2 separate regions of the Homo sapiens genome follow, and region 2 is linked to region 1. Evidence: read pairs that join two places in POLR2A ChIA-PET (ENCODE). Cell type or tissue: HepG2. All regions are shown on one strand. Each heading gives the region's core, and the rest is flanking DNA. Links, peaks and the distances in the headings are about the cores only.

What was found. Peaks named below come from ENCODE experiments on the same cell type or tissue, not always from the same donor. Only the 100,000 strongest peaks of a DNase experiment are listed, where the experiment ranks them.
Region 2: POLR2A ChIA-PET joins it to region 1 with 5 read pairs; 2 of 35 experiments call an interaction of 5 or more read pairs at or near these places.

The regions. Positions count from the first base shown.
Region 1 is chr7:87,462,623-87,468,004 of GRCh38, reverse strand. It overlaps ABCB4 (ATP binding cassette subfamily B member 4), which reads left to right. Exons shown (of 28, transcript NM_000443.4): 4 at 5,097-5,247. Among named protein-coding and RNA genes, the nearest start is that of ABCB4, 10 kb to the left of the region's middle. In HepG2, for the core only: no CTCF peak of the experiment used is centred there; DNase peaks (open chromatin) are centred at 2,604 and 3,774; H3K4me3 peaks cover 1,161 bases.
Region 2 is chr7:87,566,744-87,572,125 of GRCh38, reverse strand. It overlaps ABCB1 (ATP binding cassette subfamily B member 1), which reads left to right. Exons shown (of 28, transcript NM_001348946.2): 5 at 1,903-1,954; 6 at 5,150-5,341. Among named protein-coding and RNA genes, the nearest start is that of ABCB1, 31 kb to the left of the region's middle. In HepG2, for the core only: no CTCF peak of the experiment used is centred there; a DNase peak (open chromatin) is centred at 2,665; H3K4me3 peaks cover 529 bases.

The DNA of each region.
Region 1 (5,382 bases), core at 383-5,382:
TTTGCTCATGCTTCTCTAGTTCTTTTAATTGTGATGTTAGGGTGTCAATTTTACACCTTTCCTGCTTTCTCTTGTGGGCATTTAGTGCTATTAATTTCCCTCTACCCACTGCTTTAAATGTGTCCCAGAGATTCTGGTATGTTGTGTCTTTGTTCTCATTGGTTTCAAAGAACATCTTTATTTCTGCCTTCATTTCGTTATGTGCCCAGTAGTCGTTCAGGAGCAGGTTGTTCAGTTTCCATGTAGTTGAGCGGTTTTGAGTGAGTTTCTTAATCCTGAGTTCTAGTTTGATTGCACTGTGGTCTGAGACACAGTTTGTTATAATTTCTGTTCTTTTACATTTGCTGAGGAGTGCTTTACTTCCAACTACGTGGTCAATTTTGGAGTAAGTGCAGTGTGGTGCTGAGAAGAATGTATATTCTGTTGATTTGGGGTGGAGAGTTCTGTAGATGTCTATTAGGTCCACTTGGTGCAGAGCTGAGTTCAATTCCTGGATATCCTTGTTAACTTCTGTCTCGTTGATCTGTCTAATGCTGATAGTGGGGTCTTAAAGTCTCCCATTATTATTGTGTGGGAGTCTCTTTGTAGGTATCTAAGGACTTGCTTTATGAATCTTGGTGCTCCTGTATTGGGTGAATATATATATTTAGGATAGTTAGTTCTTCTTGTTGAATTGATCCGTTTACCATTATGTAATGGCCTTCTTTGTCTCTTTTGATCTTTGTTGGTTTAAATTCTGTTTTATCAGAGACTAGGATTGCAATCCCTGCCTTTTTTTGTTTTCCATTTGCTTGGTAGATCTTCCTCCATCCCTTTCTTTTGAGCCTATGTGTGTCTCTGCACGTGAGATGGGTTTCCTGAATACAGCACACTGATGGGTCTTGACTCTTTATCCAGTTTGCCAGTCTGTGTCTTTTAATTGGAGCATTTAGCCCATTTAAATTTAAGGTTAATATAGTTATGTGTGGATTTGATCCTGTCATTATGATTTTAGCTGGTTATTTTGCTCATTAGTTGATGCAGTTTCTTCCTAGCCTTGATGGTCTTTACAATTTGGTATGTTTTTGCAGTGACTGGTACTGGCTGTTCCTTTCCACGTTTAGTGCTTCCTTCAGGACCTCTTTTAGGGCAGGCCTGGTGGTAACAAAATCTCTCAGCATTTGCTTGTCTGTAAAGTATTTTATTTCTCCTTCGCTTATGAAGCTTAGTTTGGCTGGATGTGAAATTCTGGGTTGAAAATTCTTTTCTTTAAGAATGTTGAATATTGGCCCCCTCTCTCTTCTGGCTTGTAGAGTTTCTGCCGAGAGATCAGCTGTTAGTCTGATGGGCTTCCCTTTGTGGGTAACCTGACCTTTCTCTCTGCATGCTCTTAACATTTTTTCCTTCATTTCAACTTTGGCGAATCTGACAATTATGTTTCTTGGAGTTGCTGTTCTCGAGGAGTATCTTTGTGGTGTTCTCTGTATTTCCTGAATTTGAATGTTGGCCTGCCTTGCTAGATTGGGGAAGTTCTCCTGGATAATATCCTGCAGAGTGTTTTCCAACTTGGTTCCATTAATCCTGTCACTTTCAGGTACACCAATCACACATAGATTTGGTCTTTTCACATAGTCCCATATTTCTTGGAGGCTTTGCTTGTTTCTTTTTATTCTTTTTTCTCTAAACTCCTCTTCTTGTTTCATTTCATTCATTTGATCTTCAATCACTGATACCCTTTCTTCCACTTGATCGAATTGGCTACTGAAGCTTGTGCTTTCGTCACATAGTTCTTGTGCCATGGTTTTCAGCTCCATCAGGTCCTTTAAGGACTTCTCTGCATCGGTTATTCTAGTTAGCCATTCATCTATTCTTTTTTCTAGGTTTTTAACTTCTTTGCCATGGGTTCGAACTTCCGTCTTTAGCTCAGAGAAGTTTGATCATCTGTAGCCTTCTTCTCTCAACTCATCAAAGTCATTCTCCGTCCTGCTTTGTTCCATTGCTGGTGAGGAGCTGCATTCCTTTGGAGGAGGAGAGGCGCTCTGATTTTTAGAATTTTCAGTTTTTCTGTTCTGTTTTTTCCCCATCTTTGTGGTTTTATCTACCTTTGGTTTTTGATGATGGTGACGTACAGATGGGTTTTGGCGTGGATGTCCTTTCTGTTTGTTAGTTTTCCTTCTAACAGTCAGGACCCTCAGCCGCAGGTCTGTTGGAGTTTGCTGGAGGTCCACTCCAGACCCTGTTTTCCTGGGTATCAGCAGCGGAGGCTGCAGAACAGCGAATATTGATGAACAGCGAATGTTGCTGCCTGATTGTTCCTCTGGAAGTTTCGTCTCAGAGGGCTGCCCGGCCATGTGAGGTGTCAGTCTGCCCCTACTGGGTGGTGCCTCCCAGTTAGGCTACTCGGGGGTCAGGGACCCACTTGAGAAGGCAGTCTGTCCATTCTCAGATCTCAAATGCTGTGCTGGGAGAACCACTACTCTCTTGAAACCTGTCAGACAGGGACATTTAAGTCTGCAGAGGTTTCTGCTGCCTTTTGTTCAGCTATGCCCTACCCCTAGAGGCAGAGTCTACAGAGGCAGGCAGGTCTCTTTGAGCTGTGGTGGGCTCCACCCAGTTCCTGGCCGCTTTGTTTACCTACTCAAGAGCTTCCTGGCCGCTTTGTTTACCTACTCAAGTCTCAGCTATGGAGGGCACCCTTCCCCCAGCCTCGCTGCCACCTTGCAGATTGATTTCAGACTGCTGTGCTAGCAATGAGCGAGGCTTCGTGGGTGTGGGACCCTCTGAGCCAGGCGTGGGATGTAATCTCCTGATGTGCCGTTTGCTAAGACCATTGGAAAAGCGCAGTATTAGGGTGAGAGTGACCCGATTTTCCAGGTGCCGTCTGTCACAGCTTTGCTTGGCTAGGAAAGGGAATTCCCTGACCTCTTGTGCTTCTCGGGTGAGGGGATGCTTCCCCCTGCTTTGGCTCATGCTCGGTGCGCTGCACCTACTGTCCTGCACCCACTGTCCGACAAGCCGCAGTGAGATGAACCTGGGGCCTCAGTAGGAAATGCAGAAATCACCTGTTATCTGTGTCACTTGCACTGGGAGCTGTTGACTGGAGCTGTTCCTAATCAGCTATCTTGGAACCGCCTCTGAAAGCTGGTTTTAATGCATAGGTTTTAAATCTGCCTCCTACAGAAAATACAATCCTACAAACCTTAATGTAGGAACAGAAATTTTCATTTGAATTTAGAAGTTTTAGCTTAAGTTAAACTTAAATTTAATATTTATTTTCACCTCTTACTAGATATCTTAATAGATATTTTTTGTCCTGAAAGAGGTTGAGGATAAAACTGTGCTCTAACAGGAGTTAGAAATATATTATTTTCTGGAAAATCACTGAAAACAAACCTAGGTTTACTTAGGATGTTGCTGTGAAATTCACCTCGTTTTAAATTTATGCTTAGAGGCTGTAAAATTGTATTCAATTAATATGAAAACATTTAAAATGCTTTTTAATGTTAACAACCTGACCCTGTGCTTTTAACTATAGCTGACAGACTCAAGTGTTCTGTTTTCCTTTTCCCAGAACCACTAAAAATGAACCTTTGGGACACTGGTCCCTTTGTGACAATTTTAGGGACCCAGCTCCATTGGCTCTTGACTTTACCTGCTCCCATTGTTTTATCCAAGCTCTGCCTGGTTTCTGACCCTTTGTCTCTTTCGGTTCTCTTGCTTGCCCTGTGTGTTTGATGATGGAGTTTGTCCCTGTCCCTGAAACCTTGCCTGAACTCCTGGAAATCTTTGAGAATGGTGTACACACATATCCACTTTCCACCATGTGCCTCTAACCTCAGCCTCACCCGGGTTATTGACCCAGTCTGACCTAGCTTCAGCCCTCAAAGGCTCCACTGTGCCAAGCCTGGCTCATCACCCTCTCTCCCAATAACTGTTCTTTGTCCCCAAAAGGGGCTGAGGTGGGGGGAATGGGCAGAGTAAAGCATTTTAAAAGAGAGGAGAGAAAAAAAAGATAGGAAGCTATAGAAATGGAAATGTAAGATGAGGAAAATGTAGTCTAGAAGGCAGAGGAGGAAAGAAGAACAAAGAGAAAGAGAGCCATAAATGGGTCAATCAAAAACAGAAAGAAAAGGTGAGAAATGGAAGAGGACTAATAAGACAGTAACAAAGTCCTTTGAAGTGTTAGAACACTGAACTGCTGGTTAGTTCTTGAGGGTTGTGCACTTCACTGTGACAACTGGTATCACCCTTCCCCTCTGTAGGTAGTACTGTGTCCAAGATTCTTGGTGTGGCCCACCAGCGCAGGCCTTCTATCTCTCTCCAACATCCTCTCCCACACTTTGTACTGTGCCCTTCAGGAATTCCACTGCCAGGGGTTACTTAAGCATTCCATGTAGTTTCTAGTTACCTTCTTATTCTAAGCCTAAATTCTTCCTACTTCTTTTACACTCGCCGATTCTTCTCCAGCGAACTCCCTCTTACCCTTCAAGGTTCTGCATACTTGGCAGGTGACACTGGTGAAAACTAAATTTTTAAAAAAGGTTCTGCATAAGGATCTCCATAGGCAAGACTTCCCTAAGGTGCATATATAGACACACTGTAATGTTTATTGTGCTTCACTACTGAGTTGCCTTTTTAAAGCTAACTTAAACCTTCTAAAGGGATCTTATCTCAAAACTCAGAGCATCTATTTTCCTCTATTTTAAATTCTCCCTCTGAAATATTCTGAATGCTTTTTTAAAGGATGTGGTGTGTGTGTGTGTGTGTGTGTGTGTGTGTTTAAACTTAATGTCTTTCCCTAGCCGTTCTTTATTACCACAGGAGCTCTGGGATATCAAATAATATTTCTTAAACCTTTATCCCTTTTGATTGTATAGTAATTATTTATTCAAATCAGATACCAATTAAACATAATTAGATTGATTTCTTCACAGAATACAAAATAAACAGAATCATGAAATTAAGTTGTTAATGATTTGAAGGCCTCCTTTTCTAAGACATTCATTTACAACTCTTAAAAAAGTACTGACTTTAAATAAAAATCCAAAGAATATATAATTATGGAAGAGGAGAAATTCCATTCCACAGCTAAGTATTATTTTATTTCCTTTTTTTAGTTTCGATACTCCGATTGGCAGGATAAATTGTTTATGTCGCTGGGTACCATCATGGCCATAGCTCACGGATCAGGTCTCCCCCTCATGATGATAGTATTTGGAGAGATGACTGACAAATTTGTTGATACTGCAGGAAACTTCTCCTTTCCAGGTAAGCATTTCTTTACCTTTTAAAAAAATCCATAGCATTTCTTTAACTGGGTAAAAATTTGGGAGTTGATTTTGCTATTCATTACCATCTTATTTAATGATTTGGATATCTGGTTGACTCCAGATATCATAGAAG
Region 2 (5,382 bases), core at 181-5,180, 100 kb before region 1:
TCACCTGACTATTCAATGTCCTGTTTCATTTTTGAAAACGTGGAGCAGAAGAAATCTCACAACTGATTTAAATAAAAATTCAATCTGAAAAAGTTTATTGTTGTATTGACATAAGGCAAAGCAGTCAAGAATCCCTCTTGCATGTTTTTCTAAGCTTCTGCATCTCTTTGTTTCTTCCTTACCTTCTGTCTTACCCTTTAATGGAGTTTTCTCCAGGATTCTGTGCTTGGCCTGCTGTTTTCTCCCTATCTGCTGGCCTGTCCTTATGGGTAAGGAGAGATGGATTTAGCTATGGCCTCTAGCACATGAATCCTAAATCTTTAGATCTGAACTGTCTCTAAAACTGGAAAGTTACGGTCTGAATACTTATTGGACATCTTCAATTGAATGTGCCAGGCACTGCAAAACAAAAATGTTCAAGACCAAACTAATAATCTCTCCTCTGACCAGGGTAGCTCTTTTTGCTGACTTCTTATTTCCCACCATGACACTAGCATTCTCCAAATGCTTAGGCTTGATGTTTTGATCATTTTTAAAATTTTTACTCTCTCTACTTATATTCTATCAGTTGCTAAGTCCTGTAACTTCTTCCTCTATAAGTCTCATAAGTATTTGCTTTCTTTTCTATTCTCATTTAGACTCTCTTTCCCTACATAGTTATAGTAGCTGAAGTCCCTTAGTCTCTCCACATTCCAGTTAATCGTATACATTGCTGGTGGCTAAACTCTCGTAGAACATACTTCTAATTATATCCTATTTTGCTCAAAACTGTCGAACAACTGCTGGTCTGTTTTCTTGCACCATACCTGCAGGACCCAGATTATCTTTCCAGCTACATAACCACCTCCCTCCATCCACACAACACACTTCCTACCCCTGTCAAAAACAGGCTTACCCATTCTTCAAACTTGCCGTTGACTTTTGTCCATATTGTTCACTTTGCTAGAAATAGTTTTTCCCCTCTTTTCCATACCAGTTGAAATCAGACTCAACTGAAACAGGCCCTTTCATTTTAACATAACTTTTTGCAGTCTCGATTGTGATAATTTATCCTAGAAAATATTTACTCTTTGTACATTTATAACATATGTGTATAAGTATGTTTAACACAGCATTGCTTGTAACAGTAAAATATTGGAAACAAGTGAAATAGTTGCAACATTGAAAAAATAGATACACACATATATATACTGACAGGAAAAAATTTGGCCACTAAATGTAAACTATGACTCCATTGTTAAAAAATAAGTGTGTGTGCTTGTGTGTATATACATGCGTACATAAAATCTGAAAATGTACACACAAAAATGTTGAATTGTGCTCGTGTGTGTATATGTGTCTGAGTGTGTGTGTGTGTGTCTGTGTGTTAGGGGTAAAGTTATGAAATACTTTTATAATGTACTTTTTATCCAAAAATGTTAGCATTTGCTAATATTGGGTGATGAGCTCACTGGTGTTTATTACACTGTTCTTTGTATTTGATATTTTTAAATAAGAATAAAACTGGAAAAATGCTAAGATTTTAAATATATACCTTAGTACCAAGTACTCAATGGCATTTATCAGGACAAAAGATTTTTCTTTAGTGGGATCTTGGAGTGATATTCCAAAAAATATTTTAATTCAAGGACACTGATATTTCTGCTGACAGACTACCTCTTACCAAATGTGGGTTTCTTCTTGCAAATAAACATCACTGAGTTGGTGTATATGTGGTTGCACACAGTCAGCAGAGAAGTATTTGAATGAATGCCATAATGCTTACACACAATTAAAACTGAGTCAGTTCGACCTATTTTTATGTAAATCATTAAATGAAATGAGTTTGATTCATTTTTACATGTTTATTTTTAATGGAGACTAAAGAGACATAAATGGTATGTTTGTTTTGTGGTGGTCTAGGTGATATCAATGATACAGGGTTCTTCATGAATCTGGAGGAAGACATGACCAGGTAATTAGACATTCTCCTTACTATTGTTAAGTTTTTCTATATTCATCAAGTTGTAGAAATGTTTAAAACTTTGCATTATCATCACAGAAATTTTAAGGAGAACAATACTCTTGATAGTTTTTAGAAGAGTATATGTAGACTTTTTAAGAAAAGAATTGGCTGCATAAAGTATACAAAAGTTAGAGTTAAGCTTAAAATGGACATATATGCATTGATCAATGTAGAATATCATATTAATATATAAGGAAATTAGAGGAGTTTAAGGTAGTCTTTTAAAATGCAGTTGAATTAAGAATCATTATTTTCTATAATATATATGTGCCAGGTGTGGTGGCACATAGCTACAGTCCTAGCTACTTGGGAGGCTGATGTGAGAGGATTGCTTGAGCCCAGGAGTTCAAAGCTGCAGTGAGCTATGATCACATCACTGCACTCCAGCCTGGGGGAAAGAGCAGGACCCTGTCCCCCACACCCCCCCACAAAAAAAGAGAGAGACAGAATAATTATTTTCAATGGCTTATAATTATTAATTTGTTTCCTGGATGTTTTCATACGACATGACAATGAAAGCAGCCAAAAGAAATTTTTTTTAAACTCAACATCTGATTCTGAACAATAAAATAAAACATCCCAGAAAAAATACAGTCTCTCTATTCTTAACTCACACTGGGGAAGCTTTTGGTTAATGATTTACATATCTTGAAGTTTATTCTCCAGAACAGCTTATAACAGATGTCCAAAGGTACGTGTAGGTGAATCAGAAGAAAATGATTTTACATTACTGTGTAAATGATCTGGGTACATTTGAAAAAAATAGATTTTTTTTTTTTTTTTTTTTTGAGACAGAGTGTCACTCTGTCCCCCAGGCTGGAGTGCAGTGGTGCGATCTCGGCTCACTGCGACCTTCGATTCCTGGCTTCAAGCGATTCTTGTGTCTCAGCTTCCCAAGTGGCTGGGATTACAGGCGTGTGTCACTACACCCAGCTAATTTTTGTATTTTTAGTAGAGATGGGGTTTCACCATGTTACCCAGGCTGGCCTTGAACTTCTGACCTCAGGTGATCCACCCACCTTGGCCTTCCAAAGTGCTGGGATTACGGGTGTGAGCCGCCATGCCCTGCCGAAAATGGAGACACTTTATCATATTTTGAAAGCTGAGGACCAAATACCTCCAAATATTCCTGTGGAGAGGCATTGTTTTTTACATTGGGGAAAATGAAACAGAATGTCTTTTAATCATCATGTACATGCTTTTGAGTAAACATACACTGACAGTTTAAAATACATTAACTTATTCTCAAAGCATGAGTTTTCCTTGTGATGTGGGGTTTCTATTAGCTATCTCTTGCTATATAATGAACACTTAGATAGAATACTATCTCTTGTTGTATCATGAACACTTAGATAGTAATTAGTTATTGAGTTATCTGTTAACTAAAACTTAGTGTTCTAATTACATCTTCCTTGATAAATGCATTGTAAGTTACAAGGTAGAGTTTGGGGAAAACTTGTTTCCCAAGATTCCTGATGGGCTGAGTGCTGAATTGTGAACAGCAATGTCAGAGACTGTCTGCTTGTTACCTAGCCATCTTTATAGCTTCTGCATGATTCAAACACACAGTTTAATTTGAAGATGGTAAGTAGTGAAGTTTAAAAAGTGGGAATATTGGAATACTGTATTTTATTTTAGAATGTTTGCCTTTAACCTAAAAATTAATTGTTTAGTGAAGCCCAAGAATTGTTTGCATTTTTTTTTTTTGAGATGGAGTTTTACTCTGTCACCCAGGTTGGAGTGTAGTGGCACGATCTCTGTGCACTGCAACTTCTGCCTTCAAGCGATTCTCCTGCCTCAGCCTCCTGAGTAGCTGGGATTACAGGTGTGCACCACCACACCCGGCTAATTTTTATTATTATTATTATTATTATTATTGTCGTATTTTTAGTAGAGACGGGATTTCACCACTTTGGTCAGGCTGGTCTCGAACTCCTGACTTCATGATCCGCCCACCTTGGCCTCCCGAAGTGCTGGGATTACAGGTGTGAATTGTTTGCTTTTCTTTTTTTTTTTTTGAGATGGAGTCCAGCTCTGTCACCCAGGCTGGAGTGCAGTGGCACGATCTCGGCTCCCGGCAACCTCTGCTTCCTGGGCTCAAGCGATTCTTCTGCCTCAGCCTCCCAAGTAACCAAGTAGCTGGGACTACAGTCGCACGCCACCACGCTTGGCTAATTTTTTTGTATTTTTTGTAGAGACAGGGTTTCATCATATTGGCCAGGGTGGTCTCCAACTCCTGACCTTGTGATCTGTCTGCCTCGGCCTCCCAAAGTGCTGGGATTATAGGCGTGAGCCACCACGCCTGGCCTGTTTGCTTTTTTAAATATGAAAACTCAGAGCAAGGAAACATTAATTCAGGATTTCTAGATTGATTAAGGGTCTGTTTTTTAAGACAATACTCGTGTTTTTTAATGCTAGAATTTAAATTGGAAGGGCCACTATTTGATTCGTTAAGCATTTTAGGATAACTCACGATGGCCAGTTGGGCAAATGAAATAAAACTACTTTTTAAAAATTTCATTTGTCTCTTGGCATCTAAACTCTACTAGATTAATAGCCCAAGGGATAATCCCTAGCCCAAAAGGCCAAGGGATTATTTCCATTTCTTGATCCCACTTTCTGACAAGTTCTGTCACTTCTTTTCATCCCCAATGTACAGAGACCAACCCAATGCACTTATCAACTGATGCTGATGTAATAAAAATATTACAGTGGTGGGTCTTACCTGATGCTGTGATTCCCCAATATACCACACCATCTTTCACAGTAACTGGCATTCTCTGAGTGCTTACTATGTGCTGGGCACTGGTCCAAGTATATTTCATGCATGAGTATTTTTATCTCTGTTTTACTAATTAGAAAACTGAGGCTTAGAAAAGTTAAGCAGCTTGCCTAAGATTACATAACAGTGAAGTGAAGAGCTGGGATTTGAGCCAAAGCAGAAATCATTCTTAACCATTCCACCATATTGGTGCAAACATAGTTGGATGGTGACTATCAACTCTGCTTGTTACAACCCCTTCTTATTTGTTAAGGATGGCGAGATACCCAGATAAGTGAAAAAATAGGAATGAGTGGTCTCTTTGGAAAAGGTACATTGATTAGGAAACAGAGAGCATGTGCAGTGTTCTTGTTGTTTTTCAGGTATGCCTATTATTACAGTGGAATTGGTGCTGGGGTGCTGGTTGCTGCTTACATTCAGGTTTCATTTTGGTGCCTGGCAGCTGGAAGACAAATACACAAAATTAGAAAACAGTTTTTTCATGCTATAATGCGACAGGAGATAGGCTGGTTTGATGTGCACGATGTTGGGGAGCTTAACACCCGACTTACAGAGTAAGTATTTAGTTTTATGTTGAACTTGGGTGTCGTTCTTA